3 separate regions of the Homo sapiens genome follow, and regions 1 and 3 are each linked to region 2. A link is a loop called in an ENCODE intact Hi-C map of the cell type or tissue named here. Cell type or tissue: endothelial cell of umbilical vein. All regions are shown on one strand.

The links. A loop is a pair of places that touch in the nucleus more often than their neighbours do. Peaks named below come from ENCODE experiments on the same cell type or tissue, not always from the same donor. Only the 100,000 strongest peaks of a DNase experiment are listed, where the experiment ranks them.
Region 1: it touches region 2 in a loop (7-fold over the local background); 29 of 110 quality-filtered maps call a loop at or near these places.
Region 3: it touches region 2 in a loop (3.0-fold over the local background); 27 of 110 quality-filtered maps call a loop at or near these places.

Annotation. Positions count from the first base shown.
Region 1 is chr6:27,174,085-27,182,084 of GRCh38, reverse strand. TRI-AAT5-2 (tRNA-Ile (anticodon AAT) 5-2) reads left to right here and starts at 4,797; the gene lies at 4,797-4,870. RefSeq lists enhancers at 3,640-3,699, 4,050-4,149, 4,340-4,539, a silencer at 4,742-4,891 and a cis regulatory region at 3,881-4,958. In endothelial cell of umbilical vein, a CTCF peak has its summit at 4,218; DNase peaks (open chromatin) are centred at 3,964, 4,104, 4,764 and 4,924; H3K4me3 peaks cover 2,045 bases; H3K27ac peaks cover 1,156 bases; H3K27me3 peaks cover 832 bases.
Region 2 is chr6:27,683,053-27,691,052 of GRCh38, reverse strand. TRT-AGT2-2 (tRNA-Thr (anticodon AGT) 2-2) reads left to right here and starts at 6,285; the gene lies at 6,285-6,358. It overlaps TRI-AAT2-1 (tRNA-Ile (anticodon AAT) 2-1), which reads right to left and starts at 2,865; the gene lies at 2,792-2,865. RefSeq lists silencers at 2,619-2,898, 6,263-6,402, an enhancer at 3,059-3,138 and a cis regulatory region at 2,391-3,779. In endothelial cell of umbilical vein, a CTCF peak has its summit at 3,439; DNase peaks (open chromatin) are centred at 2,822, 3,432 and 6,402; H3K4me3 peaks cover 805 bases.
Region 3 is chr6:27,500,280-27,508,279 of GRCh38, reverse strand. TRS-AGA2-4 (tRNA-Ser (anticodon AGA) 2-4) reads right to left here and starts at 5,241; the gene lies at 5,160-5,241. TRD-GTC2-7 (tRNA-Asp (anticodon GTC) 2-7) reads right to left here and starts at 4,536; the gene lies at 4,465-4,536. It overlaps TRS-TGA4-1 (tRNA-Ser (anticodon TGA) 4-1), which reads left to right and starts at 2,371; the gene lies at 2,371-2,452. RefSeq lists silencers at 2,379-2,438, 2,017-2,448, 4,401-4,520 and enhancers at 2,559-2,638, 5,321-5,370, 5,551-5,830. In endothelial cell of umbilical vein, no CTCF peak of the experiment used is centred here; DNase peaks (open chromatin) are centred at 4,559 and 5,069; H3K4me3 peaks cover 1,086 bases; H3K27ac peaks cover 648 bases; H3K27me3 peaks cover 270 bases.

The sequences.
Region 1 (8,000 bases), 510 kb after region 2:
TCCTATCTTTCGTTCACCTTTACTGATTAGGTGTCCTAGATATTTTACCTCAGATTCTATGAATTGGATGTTGTTCTTTGAGACCCGTAATCCTTGTCCCCTTAGGAAATTTAGGAAGTTAACTGAAATTGCTGTTACTTGATCCTTGTTATCTCCTGAAATGAGCAGGACATCTACGTATTTGAGTAGGCATATGGATGAAGGCAGGGAGAAGTTTTCTAGGACTTGCTCTAAAATATGACCAAATAGATTTGGGGACTCTGTAAACCTTGGGGCAAGACTGTCCATCGACCGGAGTGAGGGTCCTCTCACTCAAAGGCAAATTTGTCCCAGCTGTCCTCTGCTAAAGGGCAAGCCCAAAAGGCATCATTTAAATCTGTCACCGTGAACCATTGGTGGTTATGCGGGATTCTACTGAAAATGGTGTAAGGATTGGGAACAACAGGGTGGATGGTCTGAACTATTTGGTAAATAGCCCAGAGGTCTTGCACTAGCTGGTATGACCCGTCTGACTTCCTTACAGGCAATATTGGAGTGTTATAAGGGGACATACAGGGTTCAAGTCTTTCAATTACAGGTTTTAAAACTATCCTGGTTTTAAACCTATCCTGGCTTCCAAGGGAATAGGGTATTGTTTTCGTGGACAAGGCTTTCAATTATAGGTTATAAACCTATCCTGGCTTCCAAGGGAATAGGGTATTGTTTTTGTTTCACTATTTCCCCAGGAGTTTTTAATTTGACATGGATTGGAGGAACCCATCCTCGATTCCCTTCTTTCGACCATACGTTGGGATGGATGCGGCTTTCTTCTGAAGTGGTGAGTACGTTTAAGGAAGTAAGGAGTTTTCCTTGATTAACATATAGGCCTGTGCCTAACCTTAACATTAAGTCCCTTCCTAATAAATTAGTTCCTGCTTCAGGAATTAAGAAGAACTTAGTAGCAACCGACTTATTCTTATATTTGACTTCGGTTTCCTCTAGAATTTTTGCTCTGAATCCTTCCCCTTTAACTCCTGAGACAGTAAGGTCTTCGGCTGAACAGGATAAATCTGATGGGAGAAAACATAGGCAGGAGCCAGCTGCTCCCGAATTGACCAGGAAAGTGACTATTTCCAATTTGGGTCCCACCGTTAAATTTATCAAGGGCTCTTGGTGGGACTCAAGATGGAAGACGTAGAGCCCCTGAGCCCACTGTTCTTCAAATGTCATGAGTGAAAGGACTTTCTTTTCCCTCTCCCATTCGGGACATTTCCTCTTAAAATGTCCTGGCTTTCCACATCTGAAACATCTGTTTTTCCTTCTCCCCCTCCTGGTTCCCTGATTCTCAGGTTTCGTCCCTTTGCTTCCTGTATAGGGTCTGGCAGCCTGGTACTCAGAAGGTTTACAAGTTCTATTTCCCTGGGATGCCTGTTGAAAAGTTCCCTGTTGTAGGGTGGACAGCATAATTTTTGCCTTTTGCTTCTGCCTTTCCTCATCCCTCCGTACATATACCTTTTGGACCTCTCTTTAAAGTTCCTCTATGGGACAGTCTTTCTAATTTTCTATCTTTTATAATTTCTTTATAGTGTCTGGCCAACTATTGGTGACAAAGTGGAGCTTTAACATCCTTTGTCCTAGTGGGTCCTCTATGTCCAAACCTGCGTATTTTCTTATCTGTTCCTTAAGTCTGTTTAAGAATTCCATGGGCCCTTCATCTTTCTCTTGCTGTACATTAAATGCTTGGGAAATGTTTTGGGTTGGAGGAACTGATTCCTGAATCCCTTTAATTATCATATCCCTATCTCTCATGTTTTCCCGGTGAGCCGCACTGTTGTTATCCCATTGAGGGTCCTGGGCCGGGAATTTATGCTCTGCTGCAAGGACATTCTGACGAGGGGGGTGCTTGCGCTCCCAGGCTATCATAGCAGCCTTGCAGATCATGGTTCTTTCCTCTCCTAAGAAGAGAATACCTAGAATAGACATCAATTCAGCCCAGGTATACAGTTGTGGCCCCATAAATTGGTCAATTTGATCTGAGACTCCAAAAGGGTCATCTAACAGTGGTTTGAGTCTCCTTTTTAGATTTCTAACTTCTTCACTAGCTAAGGGGGGCATTTACGAAGCCAATATCCCCTCCTCCTAGTGGTACTTCCCTCAAGGGAAAAAAGGTTGGGGCAGACTTCTTTGAAGAGAGGAAAGGAAAGTTTTGAATATCCCTTTGGCATTGTTCTATTTGCCACTGGAGCTTTCCTAAGGGAGGGGCATGTTCGAGTGGCTGTCCAACGGGGGTGTGTGGTGTCAAGGCCCATGGGGCAGGGTTATATGGGGGAGGGACGGAGTTTTAGCTTGGGGCAGAGGGGTAGGTGCGGGAAGGGCTGTTGTTCAGTCGGGGCGGAGAGGTAGGCAGGGGAAGGTGGTCTAGAGGATCCCGTGCATCTTTGGATATAGAATATGACTTAGCTAGGTCGTCTTTGGGGGGTTTTGAGTTTGGCTTTGCTTTTTCGTCCTTTAAGGGATAGAGAAGGACAGGTCCTTGTCTCCAACATAGAGCATAATCTATCTCCTCTTGAGAAACTGGGCTTTTATCATTGACATACTGGATCAGGAGTTGGCATATCCAGTCCTCGTCCCACCCAAACTTTGGCCAAAAGACCGAAGGTCTGAGGATGGGTTCCTTAGTCCAAATAAAACAGCAGTACTTTATCATTTGCTGTCTTTTCTTGTGTTTGGTCCTTTCATTATCCTTCCAGTATTTTAACATTAGGCCTAGGGGACTGTGAGGGAAATTTTATTGTCTGCTTGGCCTTTTAGAGTCTCTGTCTTACTTGGGGTTATTTCCCATCCTGGAGGTTGGTGAGGCTTAATATATAATATTAGAGATCTCTTGCACTCCCGTGTCTTAGAGGCTCAACCTCCCCTTTTTCCACTGGAGGTTTCTTGCACTCTCGTGAGCACTCACTTCGTCCTTATTGGCTGCTTCCCTTGCGGGAATTTTAGGCACCTCTTAGCATTGGCGGGTAGGTGGAATCCCCTGATTGGAAAACCGCCCTAAGCCGTATGAGGTGACCACGGAACCAAGTCCGGACTCCGCACTCGCCTTGCGCCCAGTGGTATGTCTCACTCACACACTTTAAAACTCCAGAGACCCCAACCACCAAGGAAGGCTTTGCCGCCCCAATAGCAACGTTTCTTACCTTGGTCTGTGCACAGAGTTACCTGTGGTCGCCATGGAATTCTTTTTTTTTTTTTTTTTGAGACGGAGTCTCGCTCTGTTGCCTAGGCTGGAGTGCAGTGGCATGATCTCGGCTTACTGCAACTTCTGCCTCCCGGGTTCAAGTGATTTTCCTGCCTCAGCCTCCCAAGTAGCTGGGACTAAGGGCGCGCACCACCACGCCCGGTTAATTTTTGTATTTTTAGTAGAAACGGAGTTTCACCGTATTGACCAAGCTGGTCTCACAGAATTCTTAAGGATCCTCCCTACTGTCCGCGTTGCTGAGAGTCCGGATTTATTCGTCACTTCGGGCGGGACTCGATCCTCCGCTCCTGGGGCCACCACGAGGCAATGGGACGCGTCTCCCCATGAAAGATAATCGCTAGCCCCTCCCGAAGGAGAATGGGATCCCGGACGAGTCCCTAAGATTTACTGGAAACAAGTGCTTGGTGTAGCCAAAAGAAACCCTCACTTAGAAAATTCCTCAGCAAGGCATCTTTACTTCTGCAGAAGGGTGCTCCTTGCCTGTTACAATTGCAAGAGCACACCAAACAAAGGAGGTAAGGAGTTTTTAATCCTAACGCAGTTCCTGTTTCTGTGTCCTTCCCCTATTGGCTGGGGTTGGACCGCACAATCTAAGCTGATCCCGATTGGCTAAGACTTAAACTTTGGCAAATAGGGTAAACCCTGGATTTGCGAAAAAAAGGAGTGTATGTGTGTGGTGGGGGGCGGGGGGCAGGCAGGATTGACGTACAACTTTTGCAACTTATGACAAGAAAGTTGAGTCTTTGAAGAGGGACTTAGTTGTCCCAACACTCTGAGTTGCCTGACCCGGTCCTGGGCTCAGTTCCTCCCAGATACCGGCGTTTATCATTGGTGTAGATAATGGTGACTTCCCTTGTCTTAGATGTGGGTGTCTTGGTCTTCCCGGGACGGAAGGAGTCAGAGACTCTTGAAAGGAGCCGTCCCGCTGGTCCTTTCATTTACGCCGATGCCAGCCCGGCACTCGAGCATCACCAAGGGCCCGGTGCCCGGCACTGCAGGGCCAAGTCTGATTTTATCGTTTGTGGAGCTGCAAGCTTAGGACGCACAGCTGTGAATTTCGGGTCCTGGTGACTGCGGAACCACCGCGAGGCCAGGAGGCGAGACAGTGCACTTTCCCAGGTTCCCAGGCCTAAGAGCCCACCTGGCTGGAATGGTCTCAAGGAGCAGAGAGGAATCCGCACCCTCCGAGTCCTCCGAACCCTCCGATCCTGCGAACCTGCGGCGGCTCTGCGGTTGGTTCCGTGAGGAACTGGCCGCGATCGCAAGCTTGGAGCTGCTTTTTGGTTTGTTCTGAGTCCTTCACCTGGTGAGGGGAAGGAAGCCCTGCTTGGGGTCGTTGAATCTGAGTTTTCTCCAGTCAGAATCAGTGGTTTGAGATTGTTTTCCCTGAAACAGCATGGTTTTCCTGTGCCTACAGTGAGGAATTCTCCTTTTCTTAAAAAAAAATATATTTTATTAATAAAAGGGAAAGTAACGCTTCTATTACAAAAAAAAAAAAATTCAGCGGGCATGGATCAGGTATGATTTAAATAAACATAAGAAAAGACCCTCCCACCAAGGAGGCCGGTTAGCTCAGTTGGTTAGAGCGTGGTGCTAATAACGCCAAGGTCGCGGGTTCGATCCCCGTACGGGCCACTTCCGTGGGTTTGTTTTTTTTTTTTTTCTTCTTTTTCGTTTTTATTTTACACCGACCACACCTCGCTTGTAAACTTCGGTTTTACATCGAACTCCGTAGCCTCGCCTATCCATTTATAAATGTAGTTGCACTAGCTAGACAGGAATTTTTTTCTTTTTTCTTTTTTTTTTTTCTTAAATCGACCACACCTGGATTGTATACTACCGTCTTACATCCAACTCCGGAGCGCTGCCTATCCATTTGTAAATGTGGTCGCAATAGCTAGACAAGCATTAGATTTGCACGTTTTTTATTCTTTTGAAGAAATAATATACGAGTTAGGATGAAAAGGTTTTTCTTATTTGTTTGTTTTGTTTGTTTTTGAGACAGAGTCTTGCTCTGACGCCCAGGCTGGAGTGCAGCGGCGCGATCTTGGCTCGCTGCAACCTCCGCCTCCCAGGTTTAAGCAATTCTTCTGCCTCAGCCTCCCAAGTAGCTGGGATTACAGGCGTGTGCCACGATGCCTGGGTAATTTTTGTATTTTCAGTAGAGACGGAGTTTCACCATGTTGGCCAGGCTAGTCTTGAACTCCTGACCTCAGGTGATCCGCCTGCCTTGGCCTCCCAAAGTGCTGAGATTACAGGCATGAGCCATCGCGCCCGGCCAGGATGAAGATTTTTTAAAGGAAATTCAATGAGGTGGGTGGGTGATTTTAGAAAAGGGTTAAATAAGAATTCGATAATGTCTTGTATTATTTTGGGAAAAAAAAACTTTCTGAGATAATACTATTTTGACATATTTTAAGCTTTTGAAAGAGATCATATTGATTCTTCTCCTAGTTGATCACTCAGTTGGTTAAATTGTTGTGTTTGTAGCTTTGAGGGCGAGGGTTCAGTCTACGTGGGAAAAAGCCAGACTTGTGACGTTGCTTTCTGCCAAGCTCCAGACACTCAGCCACAACTGCTCAGTGTTAAAATAGATCCGTGGTTAGCCTTAGGCTTATATTTGACAGCTGTTCTCGATGTGGCCCATACCAAGCCATTTACGATGCGGCCCTTACCAAGCCATTTACAGTTCATTAAACAATTTTTGAACATATATCGTAAAAGCGATAGGTTTGAAATGTGACAAAAATGGAGTGCGTGGTGGGAGACAGGAGGGCCAGAGCCTCTGGGTCCACTCTAAGTCTTAGCACCTCGCTCTTTCTGTCCTGCGCTTTCTTTTTTTTTTTCTTTTTTTCTTTTTCTTTTTTTTTTTTTTTTTTGAGACGGAGTCTCGCTCTGTCGCCCAGGCTGGAGTGCAGTGGCGCAATCTCGGCTCACTGCAAGCTCCGCCTCCCGGGTTCACGCCATTCTCCTGCCTCAGCCTCCCAAGTAGCTGGGACTACAGGCGCCCGCCACTACGCCCGGCTAATTTTTTGTATTTTTAGTAGAGACGGGGTTTCACCGTTTTAGCCGGGATGGTCTCGATCTCCTGACCTCGTGATCCGCCCGCCTCGGCCTCCCAAAGTGCTGGGATTACAGGCGTGAGCCACCGCGCCCAGCCCTGTCCTGCGCTTTCTTGGAGTCTGGTCACTGGGTCCCCGTGTGCCTGGCACGTGTCTCATTTACATTTCTTCCTTCACTCTTCATCCTCCCAACATATTTTTACCCTTCTCTTATTTTAAAACATGGGTTGCTATGAAAATGACATTAACAATATTGATAAATAATGAGGTAAATAATGGCTCAAAAACAGCGCCAAGGACATAGTGGGCGAATCACAAAGGGAAGGGGCTCCCTCTGTTTTGCTCAGTGCTGTGATTTTTCACGTCAAAAACAGTAAGTAGCTCAAAGTCAGCGACTGAAAAAGATTTCTTTAGAATAAATTAATGAAGAGTACCTACTACTTAGTCCATTGTATATTAGATGATATATACAGATTTAAGTATAAGAAGGATTCCACAGGTAGTTGCTGACTTTGAAAACGAAGGGAGCCACCAGCCAGAGAACTCAGGCATCTGCTAGAAACTGTGAACAACCTGTAAACCGTTATCTCAGTCCTACAGCTGCAGGGAACTGAATGCTACTGACAACCTGAGTGAGTTTGAAAACGAATTCTCCCCTAGAGCCTCCATGAGGAACATGGCCGGGCCTGCTGACGTTTTGGTATTAGTTTGATGACACCCTGCCAGACTTATAACGCACAGAACTGTGTGATAATGAATGGATGTTGTTTTAAGCTATTAAATTTGTGGTAGTTTGTTAAGGAAGTAATAGAAAAACTAACAAAACAAGAAATTGTTAACCCACCCACACTTCCTACTATCTATCCTGGGTTATCTTCCTCTCTTCAGTGCAGTGTAAGATGAAATATGGTTTCAAAATGAGGGACAATAATTTTCAACATCAACACAGTAAGAATGAAAAAAAAGAGGGAGCTTCTTAGGATCCATTAAAAATTAAGGATATAGATATGCATATATATGAAAAGTTAATACATTCACATAAACAGTAACTAAAAGTGAAGATTTTCTTCTTCCTCATAACCCACATCTGCTCAGTTCTCAGCACTACCTCCTATATATGACAATTCTTCTTAGTTTCCTATGTATTCTCCTTAGTGTTCTTTGTGCAATAGGTGCAAATATACATAATACATTTTACTTTTCCTTTCTACTTATGTAAAATATAACATTATACACACTATTTTACATTCTGCTTTTTTCACTTGATATGCCTTGGAGATGTCTAATTTAGCAACACTTGTAATGCTTTCAAACAGCATTATATGCTGTACAGAAATAAAACTTTTTTTTTTTTTTGAGACAGAGTTTCCATCTTGTCGCCCAGTCTGGAGTACAGTGGTGTGATCTTGGCTCACTGCATCCTCCATCTCCCAGGCTCAAGTGATTATCCTGCCTCAGCCTCCCGAGTAGCTGGGATTACAGGCACCCGCCACCATGCCCGGCTAATTTTTGTATTTTTAGTAGACACGGGGTTTTGCCATGTTGGCCAGGCTGGTCTCGAACTCCTGACTTCAGGTGATAACCCCACCCCCACCTCGGCCTCCCAAAGTGTTGGGATTACAGGCAAGAGCCACCGCGCCCGGCTGAATCTAGACCATTTAAGTTCATCCCACAACTGAGGATAGGAAGTATATAAGCAGGAT
Region 2 (8,000 bases):
GCTGATGAGACGTCTGATGCAGAAAGAGTATCTTTCTCTTGCCCACCACCATTACCTCTGAAAGCTGTTAGAATCTGATGTCGTTTGCTTTCAGTCTTATTCCACCGTGAGCAGGTCTATACAAGTCTACTCCTAAAGGCTGAGGAAGCTGAGAGGCCAAAGAAAGAGGCTGACAAATTCAGTTTCTCAGAAAGAAACATTTAATAACAGAAGCCATGTCTTGAGTGGTAGCAAGACAAGATGATGGATCCCCACATTGTCACCAGCCAAACCCAGGGCTTATGAACCACAGGGAATTTGCCTAAGGGCAGGATTTTTTTTTTTCTTTTCTTTTGAGACGGTCTCCTTCTGTCGCCCAGGCTGGAATGGCCAGATCTTGGCTCACTGCAACCTCTGCCTCCCAGGTCAAGCGATTCTCTTTCCTCAGCCTCTGGAGTAGCTGGGACTATAGGCACGCCCCACCATGCCCAACTAATTTTTGTGTTTTTGGTAGAGATGGCATTTCACCATGTTGGCCAGGCAGGTCTCAAACTCTGGACCTCAAGTAATCTGCCCACCTCGGCCTCCCAAAGTGTTGGGATTATAGGCATGACATACCGCGCCTAGCCTAAGGGCAGGATTTGTGTATGGTAAGTATGTGGTTACAATAACACCAAGGTTGTTTTCACCTAATTGCAGGATTTATTGTACCTCAAAGTAGAAATCTTAGAGGCATTCCCAGAACTGGGGTTAATCAGAAGTCAATATGGTGGGTTACCATCCAAGATGGAGTGGCTTTCAGCTGGGCACAGTTGCAGTTGGCCAAGATCATGCCACTGCACTCCAGCCTGGGCAATAGAGCTACAGTGTCTAAAAAAAATCTATATCTATATCTATATATATATATACACACACACACACACACACATATGCACACACACACATATATACATATATAATATTCATGCACACACATATTTTTGTACTCTAGTTTGTTACTTAACATTATTTCCTTCATATCTTTTCACTAGAGACAGCGGATTGCCACACCGAAGAGTGAGAGATCAATAAATGTTTGTTGAAATTATATATAATTTCCTTTGATTATTGTACAGCTTGGGAGCCCATATTCAAACCTCTTTGATGATCATATGGTCTAGGAAAGAAAGTGCTTTGTTCACCTTATAAGAGAAAATTAAGGGTATCGTCTTCACCACCCTCTTTCCTACGATGAAAAAGCCTGTACTTTGTACAGTGGACAAGAAGTATCTATATTCAATTCCTGGCTAGTAGGATCAACTCATTTGAAAATAAGCTGATTTTTTTTTTTTTTCAGATGGAGTCTCGCTCTGTCGCCTAGGCTGGAATGCAGTGGCATGATCTTGGCTCACTGGAGCCTCGGCCTCCCTGGTTCAAGCAATTCTCCTGCCTCAGCCTCCCGAGTAGCTGGGACTACAGGCGCGTGCTGCCACACCCGGTTAATTTTTGTATTTTTAGTAGAGACAGGGTTTCACCATGTTGGCTGGATGGTCTTTATCTCCTGACCTCGTGATCCACCCGCCTAGGCCTCCCAAATAAGCTCTGCTTTTAACAGTGTACAAAGTTGAAAAGTGCAATTTAAAACATCTAAGATACATTAAGAAAAAGTGTAAATGCAGAACAACGAGTAAATAACTAAGCTCTCTTTTGTGTGAAAAAGAAGAAAAAATAATCAATATAAATGCAGTATTTAAATAAAGAAACCCAGTAGGGATATATGAGAAATTAAGGACAGAGTTTACCTATAGTAGGTGGTGGTGAGAATTGAGCTGATGAAGAATAAAAATGGAAGGAAAGGCCAGGCAGCGTGGCTCACGCCTGTAATCCCAGCACTTTGTGAGGCCGAGGTGGGTGGATCGCCTGAGCTTAGGAGTTCGAGACCAGTCTGGCCAACATGGCGAAACCCCGTCTCTACTAAAAATACAAAAATTAGCCAGACATGGTGCTGCACGCCTATAATCCCAGCTACTCGGGAGGCTGAGGCAGGAGAATAGCTTGAACCTGGGAGACAGGGGCTGCAGTGAGCCAAGATCGGCCCACTGCACTCCAGCCTGGGCTACAGAGCAAGACTCTGTCTCAAAAAAAAAAAAAAAAAAAAAAAAAAAAAAAAGAAAGAAAGAAAAGAGAACTTTTTACTATATCTTTTTAAATTGTCTTTAAAATGTTTCTTTGTATAATAATAAGGTGTTATTTATTTTTTAAAAAACTCTTAAATTAGAAAAATATTTTTAAAGGTATGTATCCTGTTCACATTGGAATAAGCGTTCAGAGTATATAAAACAAAGATCTTTGTCATTGTTATCGTTGAAGTTTTTGAAAATTTTTCTTTCTCACTTTATAATCTTGTTTTCTCTTAGACTGAAATGAAGAAAACGGAATGACCCAGCATGAGTGATACAAACGGTGGGTGGTTTTACATGCGTTTTTTTTTTTTTTTTTGGAAGTAATCAAATAATTCAGTATTTTACTCCAAGAAAATTTCCCCGGGGCAGAGGAGGACAAAAATCACAAAAGCCTCCAACCGTAACGTACCTCTGTCACTGTAAGGTGCCTATAGCCCCTTTGTTTTACGGGTAGGATGTGGGTATGCCTTGGAGGCAGCGGAAAGAAACGTCCCCGTTCAAATTAACCGCTGTCGAGTAAGCGAGGGCGCACCAAATTCACAGATCCGTTTTCTCGGGGCAAAGTTAAGCCTGGAGAAACACACAGGTACACGTTTAGATCGATGTCTGGGTTACTATCCATTCTGGTGATAAAAGCCACAGAGAATACTTGGCCAGTACGGGGATCGAACCCGCGACCTTGGCGTTATTAGCACCACGCTCTAACCAACTGAGCTAACCGGCCGGATGACAGGATGCCTTACTTCCACATTATAAGCTACTATCAAACGGCATGCTTTGTGGAAATTTATCTTCGAATAGATAATCACATTCATTCTGTTTCCCAGTTTTCCTTCACCCGGGCTGGGAGTGGCGGAGCTCCACATTGAACACCAAAGAACCCTGCTTCTTACGGGGAAACAGTTTTTCTTAACCTGCTAATTCTGATCCGAGAAGATTCAAGTCAACGTTTCCAATCGGGGCTTCCTTCCTCCTGCCTGGGGCGAATCCGAAGTTGCATCCAAGCTTGAGATCTCGGCCAGCGGATCGGGGAACCGTTGGACCACGGAGCTGTCTCAAGGATGAAAGGACGCGGCTCCCGAGTGATGGTTGCAGAGTCCTCTCTGTTCTTGGAGACCCTTCCAGACAGGTCGGCTCTTCTCGAAGCCTTCGGGATCCGGAAACTGCACCCTCTCCCCGCCTAGCCTCGGGTGGTTCCTCTGTCACTACGACCCTGAAGTCTCAGCGGCGCTTCCCAGGCCTGTGGCTCCGGGCTCAAGAAAGTCACACACTTGCCGCTGCAGTTCCCGTCCCAGGACAGCTAGTGGCGCTCGGGCGCGGACTGCGGTTCGCTGAGACAAAAGGACGGTGGGGACAGCCTCTCTTGAGCATCTGCCCTCACCTCCTCCCTGGACAGAACCAAACCCCCAAAACAATAATAGGGATTACGGAGCCAGCGTGTTTACGAAGTAAGGGCCATTATTTGCGGGGGAGAGAAATCCTATGATCTGAAAAGGGAGGAGGAGGCGAGGCCCGGATTCGACAACTCAGAGGAAGCAGGCGTGAAACATTTGCCCCTGAGAGGTGCCCCGCTTCCAGACGGAGCCTGATGCTCTTGCTGGCAGGTGACAACCCAGGAAGGGGCCACTGGAGCAGCTAATTCATGATTTACTGTCTGTTTTTTGACAAGTTTCTACTTTCCCCCTCTTCCTACCACGACTGTTTCTGTTAGTTAAGGGTAGTAATATTTTCAAAAGTTAATTGGCCTATGTACATTTTAAATGCCCTCCTTATGCCCTCCCCCTCTATTTAGACGTATATGCATACACTTATTTATATATATAAATTGTAAAGTCTTATCTTGGATATGCACTATTAGTATATGTGTTTAATGCTTTATATTCATGTCTTCGCCTTAGAAATGAGAATCATATCCTTTGACTAGACAAATTTGCCATTTATTTTCTAACTTTACATTTCAACTCTTTGAATATGAAAAATTAAAATTAGTTTAACATCATAAATAATAAATCACATTTTCGTGTCCTTCAGCTCCTTTCACTAAAGTTGCACTTTTTTTTTTTTTTTTTTTTTTTTTTTTGAGACGGAGTCTCGCTCTGTCGCCCAGGCTGAAGTGCGGTGGTGCGATCTTGGCCCACTGCAAGCTCCGCCTCCCAGGTTCACGCCATTCTCCTGCCTCAGCCTCCGGAGTAGCTGGGACTACAGGCGCCCGCCACCATGCCCGGCTAATTTTTTGTATTTTTAGTACAGACTGGGTTTCACCGTGTTTGTCAGGATGGTTTCGATTTCCTGACCTCGTGATCCACCCTTCTCGGCCTCCCAAAGTGCTGGGATTACAGGCGTGAGCCACCGTGCCCGGCCCTATTTTATTTTTGTTTATTTAATTAATTTATTTTTTGACAGAGTGTCGCTCTGTTGCCCAGGCTAGATTGCAGTGGTGTGATCTTGGCTCACTGCAAACTCCGCCTCCCGGGTCAAGCGATTTTCGTTCCTCAGCCTCCCGAGTAGCTAGGATTACAAGTGCGAGCCGCCACGCCAGGCTAATTTTTGTATTTTTAGTAGAGACAGTGTTTCATGTTGGCCAGGCTGGTCTTGAACTCCTGATCTCAAGTGATCCGCCCGCCTCGGCCTCCCAAAGTGCCGCGATTACAGGCGTGAGCCACCGTGCCCGGCCTGTACATCTTTTTAATCAACTAGTAGATGTCTTCGTTTGTTTTGTTCTGTAGTGAAAATGCTCAAAGTTTGTGGCACAGATTATTATTATCATTGTTGTTTTACTAGGACACTTGTTATGGTAAATGATTCCTGAAAGACTGGGCCACATTTAGACTTACTTTGACCTCAAGAGACCACCGTAGGCATCAGTCACTTGCTTTTTGTCATCGGTCAGTTCCCTAGGAAACAGACACTGAGATGGCGATTTGTGTGCGGGAAGTTCATTGGGGACGCTCTCAAAATCAGCATCTGTGAGAGGGTGAGGTGAGCAGGACTGAGAAAAGACAGAAGCTGAATTCAATACAGGCGCAACATACGTCCAGCCCATCTCACAGGTGTATATAAATCTGGAATGGTCCTTCACAAATGTCCTTAATTATAGTGGGGAGGCGGGAAGGGCAGACCTATATATTCCTCCATCAACAGTCATGGGATTTGAGCTGCTCCAGTGGTGGGGTGTGACTTGGAGCAAGTGACTTCCCTTCCACTGAAGGTAGGTTCCAGAGTCGGACCCAGACATGAGCCATCAGTAGTTAATATTCCTGTAGTTGAGGAATGAGTGCCACCACCTGGGCGTGGGGGGCCCGGGTGGTGAATCTACACTTGATCTTAGCCAAACGGCCGAGAAGCGATAGGAGGGGGGGATCTGATAGATGCACCACATATCCTCATAGTTCTTTTCCTACAGCAACCACGTGTCAGACATGTGCTAATCTTCCACCAATAACCCCTGCTTCTCCACACTAACAGAGAAGAGAACAGGTGTGGTTAAAACAAAATGACGGTTAATAAAGAGTCAATTCATTTTTCCTTTGAGGTTCAGCAAAAGTCCCTACCTGGCCACCAGAGCCTATAGTGAGTCTAGCGGTATCCATGTTGGAACAACTTTTCTTTTCTTTTATTTTTTTCTTTTTCTTTCTTTTTTTTTTTTTTTTTAGACAGAGTCTCGCTCTTGTCGCCCAGCCTGGAGTGGGAGTGCAGTGGCATGATCTCGGCTCACTGCAACCTCCACCTCCCAGGTTCAAGCGATTCTCTTGCCTCAGCCTCCTGAGTAGCTGGGATTACAGGCGCCCGCCACCACGCCGGCAAATTTTTGTACTTTTAGTAGAGACGGGGTTTCGCCATGTTGGCCAGTCTGTTCTGGAACTCCTGACCTCAGGTGATCCGCCCGCCTCAGCCTCCCAAAATGCTCGGATTACAGGTGTGAGCCACCGCGCCGGGCCGGGACAACTTTTCAAGGGGAAATAGTCATTTCAATCCAGCCTATGAATTAATCCTTTCAAAATAAAATTATTTGGTTTTCACTGAGACCTGAATGTCTATTTTTGTTGTGAAGTCACCTAACAAACTAGTTGCTGGGATTGTTGCAAATTACGGAAGTGTGAAATAGTTTTCAAGTAGTATACGATCGAGGGCTTTCTCGGCTGTGGCTCCGTGGCTTAGCTGGTTAAAGCGCCTGTCTAGTAAACAGGAGATCCTGGGTTCGAATCCCAGCGGGGCCTTGATTTCTGTACCTTACACATTTTGTAATTTCACCCGGTGCAACTGAATTTACACCCAATAAATGCTGTAATACTCAGGCTTTTAAAAGCCTTGCTAGAAAACAGGAGGTACATTAGGCGAGAAGCGGGAAATGCCAACAGTTTCATGGCAAGCATTCCTAATTCATGATAACTTTAAGACACAATATTTGTCCTATTGTAAGGCTAGGTAGCCTAGCATAGCTGAGGTTTGCTCCTTTGTCCTACCGTTCGAGAGCAAGTGATGCAGATTCAACAGCTTTAGAAATAGGCCCTTTTGGCCGGGCGAGGTGGCTGTCGCCTTTAATCCCAGCACTTTGGGAGGCCGAGGCTTGCGGATCACCTGAGGTCAGGAGTTCCAGACCACCCTAGCCAATATGGCAAAACCCCGCCTCTACTAAAAATACAACAGTTAGCCGGGCTTGGTGGCAGGCCCCTATAATCCCAGCCACTCCGGAGATTGAGGCAGGAGAATCGCTTGAACCCGGGAGGCGAAGCTTGCAGTGTGACGAGATGGCGCCACTGCACTCCAGGTTGGGCGACAGAGAGACCCCGTTTCAAAAAAACAGACAAAAAAAAAACCCTGAACGCAACTGGAATACAGATGGCACTCAAAAACTTTTTTACAATAGACCACTAATGGCTTTTCTAATTTTTTTTTTGAGACGGGAGTTTGGTTCTTGTTGCCCAGGCTGGAGTGCAACGGCGCCATCTCGGCTCGCCGCAACCTCCGCCTCCCGGGTTCAAGCGATTCTCCTGCCTCAGCCTCCTGAGTAGCTAGGATTACAGGCATGCGCCACCACGCCTGGCTAATTTTGGGGTTTCTCCATGTTGGTCAGGCTAGTCTCGAACTCCCAACCTCGGTTGATCTGCCCACCTCGGGCTTCCAAAGTGCTGGGATTACAGGCGTGAGCCACCGCGCCCGGCCTTAAACTTTAAATTGATTACTGTAATAGCTATTCTTCCTCTTTGAATGATTCTGGACTTAGGATATCACCACAGTTTCTGAAAAGAAGAGACTGTGATATCATCTTAAAGAATTATTCATGACAAAACTGATAAACTATTAACAATAGACTAGAGGCGAATGAAAAATGCATTTTAATATCTGAAGGCTTTTCTAGGCAGATTTTCACATAAAAGATCTGAGAAAAACACCAAACGTAAAGAGTAAGGTGTTTCTGTCTTATCTGCTCTGTTTCTTTGGGTATTCTAAGACTTATCAACTATATGTCAATCTTTACTCACATATACAGGTACATATTCTTTATTCAAAAAGACTTTCCTTCTTCAAGGGCAAAATGCCACTTTTCCTAGGATCCTCAAATGGACAGCTCTGTGTGTGTGTGTGTGTGTGTGTGTGTGTGTGTATGTGTGTGTGTGCTCTTAATGTAAGCCTTGTGTTGGCTTAAGCTAACTATGTGGTTCTTTCTTCTTCACGTCCAGGTGTTAAATCCTGACATTGAGCATAAATAAACTTTACTTTATTTTATTTATTTATTTTTTTGAGACGGAGTCTCACTCTGTACCCCAGGCTGGAATGCAGTGGCGGTCTCGGCTCACTGCAAAATCCGCCTCCCCCATTCAAGCGATTCTCCTGCGTCAGCCTTCCCAATAGCTGGGA
Region 3 (8,000 bases), 180 kb after region 2:
AGTAGAAAAACAAAGAAAAAAACCCATTATGATCCTACAACCCAGACACAAATGGTAATGCATTGGTGTATTCTCCCACACCTCCCAAATACGTATAATGCAAAAATTTTACTTGAGGTTATACAATATATGCATTTAAAAAATTCTCCTCTTTTCATTTAACATTATATCACATGCTTCTTGCCTGAACTATCACAATCTTTTCGAAAATACTGTTATTTATTTATTTATTTTTGTTATCCACTAGTAAGAGTTGCAAAACATCGTTTTTATTGGCTTTGTAGCATTTTTCCAGGTAGATATAACCTATATTATGTAATCATCTTCCCTCCCATTGTTGGAAATGTTTGTTATTTTAATTATTTCATTATTATAACAAAATATCCTAAGTGTCTTTGAACATAAATGATTTCTTTTAGTTTGGATTGTTTCGCTAAGTGAGTTTTCTTCAAAATGAAGTGAGTCAGCTGGGCGCGGTGGCTCACACCTGTTATCCCAGCACTTTGGAAGGCCGAGGCAGGCAGATCACAAGGTCAGGAGTTCAAGACCATCTGGCCAACATGATGAAACTAAAAATACAGAAAAAAAAATAGCTGGACATGGTGGTGCATACCTGTAATCCCAGCTACTCGAGAGGCTGAGGCAGGAGAATCTCTTGAACCAGGGAGTTGGAGGTTGCAGTGAGCCAAGGTCCTGCCACTGCACTCCAAGCCTGGCGACAGAGCAAGACTCCATCTCAAGGAAAAAGAAAAAAAGAAGTGAGTCACCATTTGCACGAGCTTCCTGGTGGAATGGAGAAGTGCTAAGGCAGCAACAGCAAGGATCTTGTTCCAAGAACATGGGTAAGGGAGCTGATTAGTTTCCTAAGACTGCCCTAACAAATTACTATAAACTGGGTAACTTAAAAAGACAGATTTATTCTTAAGATTTTGGCCGGGTTGGTTGTTTTCTAGGTGCTCTGAGGGAAAATCTGAGACCTCTTTCCTTGCTCCTGATGGTTGAAGAAAATCCTTGGCATTCTTGGTTTGTAATTGCATCACTCCAGTCTCTGCCTCCCTCTCAACATAGCTTTTGAACTAGTGACTATGTGTCTGTGTCTCTAAATTTCTCACTTCCTATAAGGACAGCAGTCACTGGATTACTGGATTTAGAGCCTACCTGAATCCAGCATGATCTTCTCTTAACTTGATTAAATCAGCGAAGACTGTTTTCAAATAGGTCACACTCACAGGTACCACAGGTTAGGATTTCAACATATCTTTCTGGGCAACACAATGCAATTCACTTCAGGAGCAACTGCCTTTTTGTCTGCCCTAAACGAAAATGCATGTGGGAAAACTGTATCTGCAAGAGAGTTCGAGGGTCTCAGGTGTAAAAGAGATTCTCTCGTTTGTATCTGAAAGTCTGTCTGAATCTACTTGGTGGTACTTTGGCCAAGCATTTCAATTCCCAGAACTCAAAGCTGTAATCCCTGAGATTCCCCATTAAAGAATAAACAATAAAAGCCTGGTTCTGCAGTGTTTTCCTGAACCAACAGTCTTTAATCCTAGGGGGTAAAAAGGTATTAATATAGCTAGATTTAATGTGGCATTCACAAGCTCTTTTACGTTAGGAGGGACAGACAATGTTCTCAAGCTGCAAAATTTTGGAAAACATGTTATCTAAGCTTCTCCATATTCCCCTGGCTCCTGGGACTGCCTGCTTCCCTCCCTGGGGAAGGTGAAAAGGAGTGAGTTTTCCTGAGAGGATGGAGACCTTCCCATCAACTTTTTCTTCAGAGGGTCCACGAGGGCTAGGTCTTCCCTGCCCCTTCTCATCCTGCACCCCTGCTCAAATTGGGTTTCAACGAATTCTTTAAGCCAGAGAAAGGACAAAGCAGTTCAAAGCTGTTGAAGATATTTCTGGTTTAGTATTCAATACTGAAAGCAAAAGCAAATGACTCCAAGGTCATAATTCCTTCAAATTTCCTCTAGCAGGTTTCCTGTGCTATTGTCATTTGAGGCTGTGAAGCTACTAGGATCAGACCCTCAGCTCCAAACTCCCTTTCTGCTGGTTTCTCACAAATACCTGTGAACAGGTGCATCAACCGTGACTAGCAAGTGGAGTTCTAGGGGGAGAGAAAATCCAAGTCTCTTGTCTCAGAATGCTCCTTTGAACTCCACTTTTCTCAACTGAATTCCAATTCAGTATGGATGACTTATTTCATCTAAAAGCTGGAAGCTCTTAATGCACCTAGAAAATTCTTTGTTACTAGACTTAGTAACCAGGCACCAAAACATCTTTTACTGTAGTATCTACTTACCATACTACCCAAGAATGGCACACTGCTCACATCTTCAAAAGCTTAAACCAAGAGCACTACACAGGTGCGTAGTCGTGGCCGAGTGGTTAAGGCGATGGACTTGAAATCCATTGGGGTTTCCCCGCGCAGGTTCGAATCCTGTCGGCTACGGTTTGGTTTTAGCCTGACTTCTCCCAAATAGTTTCCTTCTAATTGCACCCCAAAGGCAACTGAGTCTCCTGGATTACAATTGTGTCATCTCCTTTGGTAACACTGCGTTGAACTCTGCATTCTAGCTGTCATCATCATTATTAACCCTGCGTTGTAGTTTACCTCTTTCTCTGAGTCCATTACTTTCCTCCTCCTCCAACATCCGAGACAACCGTGTCTCGAGTAAGAGAGAATCTATTGCTGTGGTGTAAACACCACCTAACGTTAATCCTGATTTGAGGAAGGCAATTCTCTTTTCCTCACCTACAAGCTCTGAGAATCGAAGTCAGACTCCATCGAGTTTTCTCTGTAGATAAGTCTAAGTTGCTTGTCTGGTGTGTGAAGATTTTGCCTATAGTGTATTAAGTGTTTTGTTAGCCCAAGTTTAGGGACTGTCATTCAACAGCAACAAGGCATTACCTGTTTTGCAGCAATAACAATGATTGTGATTGTAGCTTCAATATAAATTCGTTGGTTTGTAGACAGTACCACACACACTGTATCTTCTCGGCCTAAAAATTCGAGAGCCCAAGAATGGGAAAGGTTTATTAAACCACAGGAAGTGGATGTTAAAGCTAGCCTCTGGCTGCCAAGCCCTTATTATTTTTATTCTATTGATTTTGTTAAATGTCTTCATCTTACAGCTTAGAAAAATTCAAGGTGAAGTTCTCTGGCCCCAGTCTATTCTTCCTATCTTCTCCAGCACATTCAAAGACCAAGAACACTTATCTGGGCTTTACAGTAGATTCAGGAAACAGTGTAACTTCAGACACTCAGTACTTTGGTTCTCATACAGAATAAAGTTGGGAAGAAAAGGTCGAGGGAGAAGACGAAAAGATGTGGAAAAACAAGAAAACGGAAGAGAGGAGAAAGGCCAGGAGATTGAAGGAATGGAACAAAAGAGAAGCTAGCAGGGTGCCAAATATAGGAATGTTCTCACCCCTCTTGCCCACTTTTATTCTGAGTTTCCTCTGTCTTAGCAACCCCTAAATGCCCTTGCTCTTGCTCTGACAGGCAACTTTCCACTATCTCCACTCTTTGAAATCAGCCCCTGATGTCAAGGCACTTCTTAAAGTCCAATTCCTCCACAGAGGCATTTGTATTGTTTCCAGTTTGGCTATTATAACTAGTGCTGCCATGAATATTCTTGTACATGTATTTCAGTGAATATAAATAAATATTTTTGTTGGAGAGATATACTTATGGGTGGAATTACAGAGTCACAGTACATGTATACATTCAAGATTTAATATATAATGCTAAGTCATTCTCGCAAGTGATTGAGCCAATTTACACCCCCTGAGCAAGTATCACATTGTCCTGATTGCTATGGCTTTTTAAGTAACCCCCCCCCCATTTCAGGTAGCTCAATTTTTATTTTAAATCTGACATACATTCACTAACACATTGCCTGAAGCTTCAGATATTGTTGAAAGCAGCAGTGTTGACATTCCTCATGTGCTCCTGAAACTTGGGAATCTCCTCAAAAGTCTGTGGCCACTTTGTCATCTTCCCTCATACATTTGATCGACATCTTGTGGATTCTATAGTTTGGAGTTGCCCAGGTCAGCCATTGCAGCTGGGGCATACACGAGCCCCCAGCTGGGCCTTGTCGATATCTTCATTCCAAGATTTGATGTCTAGAAGGATGGAGGACTTGAACATTTACATGAGCTTTCTGACCATGCAAATAAGAGGCAGATGCTAGACAACTGTATTCTCGTTAACTTTTAATGAGTACATTTTGTGTCATTTAAACCTAGATTCTCCTATGGGCCTTAAAGTAACTGTGACTTTGAGGTTTCAGAATTGACTGGAATGTTTCTCTGATCAGAGCAGCGGTCTTAGGAGTGAGGAAAGTCGAGAGGGTCCATTGGCAGTTAAGGAGGAATGGCAGAGGGGTCCCACCGCAGCTCTGCTCTCAGAGCCAGGTAGGGGCCATCAGTGGGCAGAAGATGCAAAAAGCAACTTTTCTCCCCGTCGGGGAATCGAACCCCGGTCTCCCGCGTGACAGGCGGGGATACTCACCACTATACTAACGAGGAAGAACTCTGCGTCAGCGAGTTTTGACTACCTCTAATAAACTTAAGTATTCTTGCCCACTTTTTTAAGTCTGTAAGTTTGTATTCTACTAAATTGATTATACTTGGCGAATTTACACTTTAATCTGCCGCCTAAGCCAAAACGACGGGGTCTGTCAGGACAGCCTGGTCTTTCGATTGTGGTGGTGTCGAGATCTCTGACAGTGTTTCTAGTCATTTGCAACCAGCGAGACCGGGTGACCAAAGCAGTTGAACCATTGATTCCACAGAAACTGATAATTGACCAAAGACTTGGACCTCTGACTAGGACTAAATTTCCATGAAGAGGAAAGCACTATCAAGACTTGTAACAGGTATAGGCTTCAGGAGGGTTTGGAAGGCAGGGAAACGAGAGGCGTCCCCAAGAACCGTACAAAGGTACCGCTAACGGGAAAATGACTAGGTATCTGCTAATTAAGGTACCCATAATCTTATGAAAATAGTAGGTATTCAGTAACTTCCACCCTCCATTGTTGTGGGGTTTCAGGATCGGGGAAGTACCAAACAAATTCAGTTCGCAACACGTGAGTTGGCTTAAATTTCTTTCTTCTAAATTTTCTGTTGTTAATTATCTAAAACCTCGAACTCGTAGTCGGCAGGATTCGAACCTGCGCGGGGAGACCCCAATGGATTTCTAGTCCATCGCCTTAACCACTCGGCCACGACTACACAGAATCACAACGTTTTTTTTCACGGTATAGACATGAGAAAATGCAAATCAGGATAATTACTATCTAGGTACAAGAAAATGGGCTTTGTGAGTTGAACGCAAACTTTCAGGTACAACGAGAGTTTGGTTAAAAAAAAAAAAGCAAAAAAAGCCAACCTCCTGTGCCACCTGGACAAGAGCACTGGAATGAGAGTACTCCCGCGTGAGGATGAGCATCATCAGCGTTCCAAACAAAGAATACAAACTTCACGTTAGTAAACAGTGAGCGAGCTCCCGTCGGCGCCCGGAAGTAGGCTGTGGTCTGAGCTCTGGCAGTGGAGTCTCTGCAACTGGAACTAAACTTTGCTAATTAACAAGTGGACTGAGACCCTAACTTACGGCCCCCACTTATCTATTGCCTTTGAACAGCCTGTCTTCCGATAGCCCTGGACACTTTGGAAGATTGCATAACTTGTGGGAAATCAGCACTTTGATCAAAGTGGAAAATGGGCAGAAACAGCTGGTGATTTACATGATTTACATAGTTACGATGCAAGGATGTCCACTGTGGCATTGTTTGTATATAGCATGTAAATATGCTAACTAGTAAGGGAATGGTGTGATGCATTCCTATCACAGGGTACTATGCAGCTGTTAAAGAATTAGATTCTTATCGTTTTACTTGGAAATGTGTGTAAACTTTAATCCACAAAATAGCGAACATAAATAGTTCTATTTATATCGAATGAACCCCCAAATTAAAGTCCATTAAAAACATCCGAAGGGACGCTCACCAATCTAACAAAAGAGCAAAATGGAATGTAAGTGAGAGATTAAAATATCAATTTCGATTACTTTTGTATTCTTTACATTTGTCATAAAAACAATCTGCATTATTTATATAATTGGAAAATTAAAAATGGAAAAACAGACTGCATTAATTATATAATTGGAAAATTAAAAATGGAAAAACAGGCTAAAATATGCCATTGCATACTTACGCATTTAAAAACTGGTTGTGTAAAAACAAAAAAGTTAATACTAATTTATCTGAGGTGTTGAATCATAGCTCCTCATCGTTTTCTTCTTTTAGCTCTTCTCTCTTTCAAATTTTCAAGCAAAGTATATGTATTTATTTGTATTTTTACTTGAAGTGTTCCCACTCTTCCTTAAGACTACAAGATGATTGTAATACCTTGTTATCTGTTTGAAGAAATAAGGAGTGGTATGGCATTGATATTGAACCAGTAAAAATAATGCTACTATCTAACTATTCTAAATTTCACATTTTAGAAAATGCCTTCACATTCAGGATCTCATGTAACTCTCAGAACAGTTCCATGAGGTGCTGCCACCCACTTTTACAATAAGAAAAATGTCCGGATAAGAGAACTTTGTACATTCACAGGGCTACTGAGTATTGAAATCAAAGCATCTTACTCTGTATCAATTACTCTTTCCTTATAGAGATGGAAAATGACACCTTTAAGAAAAGAAAGGCACAGTCCTCTCAGCATTCAAAGGATAAATCCCACTTGGTCGCAGCATATCACCCTTTTTAAAAATTGCTGATTCAATTCGCTAACATTTGTTAAGAATATTTACACCTATTTTCATGAGGAACATTGGTTTGTAATTTTTTTTTTTCTCAAACTGTGATCTGGTGTTTGTTCACTTTGTTTTTGCTGAGGTAGGGCTATTTCATTTTTTATTTTTTATGGTAGCTTATTTTATTGAGGTAAAATATATATGTTTAATTTACCATCTTTACCATTTTTAAGTGTACAGTTCAGTAGAAATAAATACATTTATATTCTTTGTTTCCCTTCATCCCTCCCAAGTTTTGATATCAACTAATATTCAATTCATAAAATGAGTAGGAAAGTGTTCTCTACTTTTCCAGTTTCTGGAAAAGTTTATGTACACATGATATTATTTCCTCTTTAAAGGTTTGGTAGACTCCACCAATGAAGCCATCTAGGCCTGGATTTTTCTTTTAGAGAGGTTTTTAATTATAAATTATATTTTTAACAGTTATATTACAATTCAGATTATTTCTTGAGTGGGTTTTAGTAGTTTCTACCTTTTGAGAAATTGATATATTTCATCTAATTTGTCAAATTAATTGGCATATTATCCAAAATATTCTTTTATTTTTTGTATAATCTAGGTAAATGTCCCCTGTTTCTTTCCTGCTACATTTATTTTCTGAGCAGTCCGACTGGAGATTTATCAATATTATTCATCTTTTCAAAGCACTGGTTTTTAGATTTCATTGATCTTCTCTATTGTTTTTCTATTTCATTCTCTTTTGCTCTTTAATATTTGTTCTCTTCCACTTACTTTGAATTTAATTTACTCTTATTTTTCTCGTTTGTTAAGGTGAAACTATAGATGATTGATTGACACTTTTTTTTTTTTTAAGGGTCTGGCTCTGTCACCCAGGCTGGGGAGCAGCTGGGGTGTAGTGGCACGATTTCTGCTTGCTGCAGCCTCCACTTCTCCAGCTCAAGCATTCTTCCCACCTCAGCCTCCTGAGTAGCTGGGACTGCAGTCACCCGCCAGCCACCAACCTGGCTTGTCCCTCCCTCCCTCTCTTCCTTCCTTCCTCTCTCCCTTTCTCTCTCTCTTTCTCTCTCTCTCTCCCTCCCTCCCTTCCTTCCCTCCCTCTGACCTTTCTTTCTCTCTCTCCCTCCCTTCCTTCCCTCCCTCCGACCTTTCTTTCTCTCTCTCTCCCTCCCTCCCTTCTTTCCATCCCTCCTTCCCTCCTTCTCTTTTC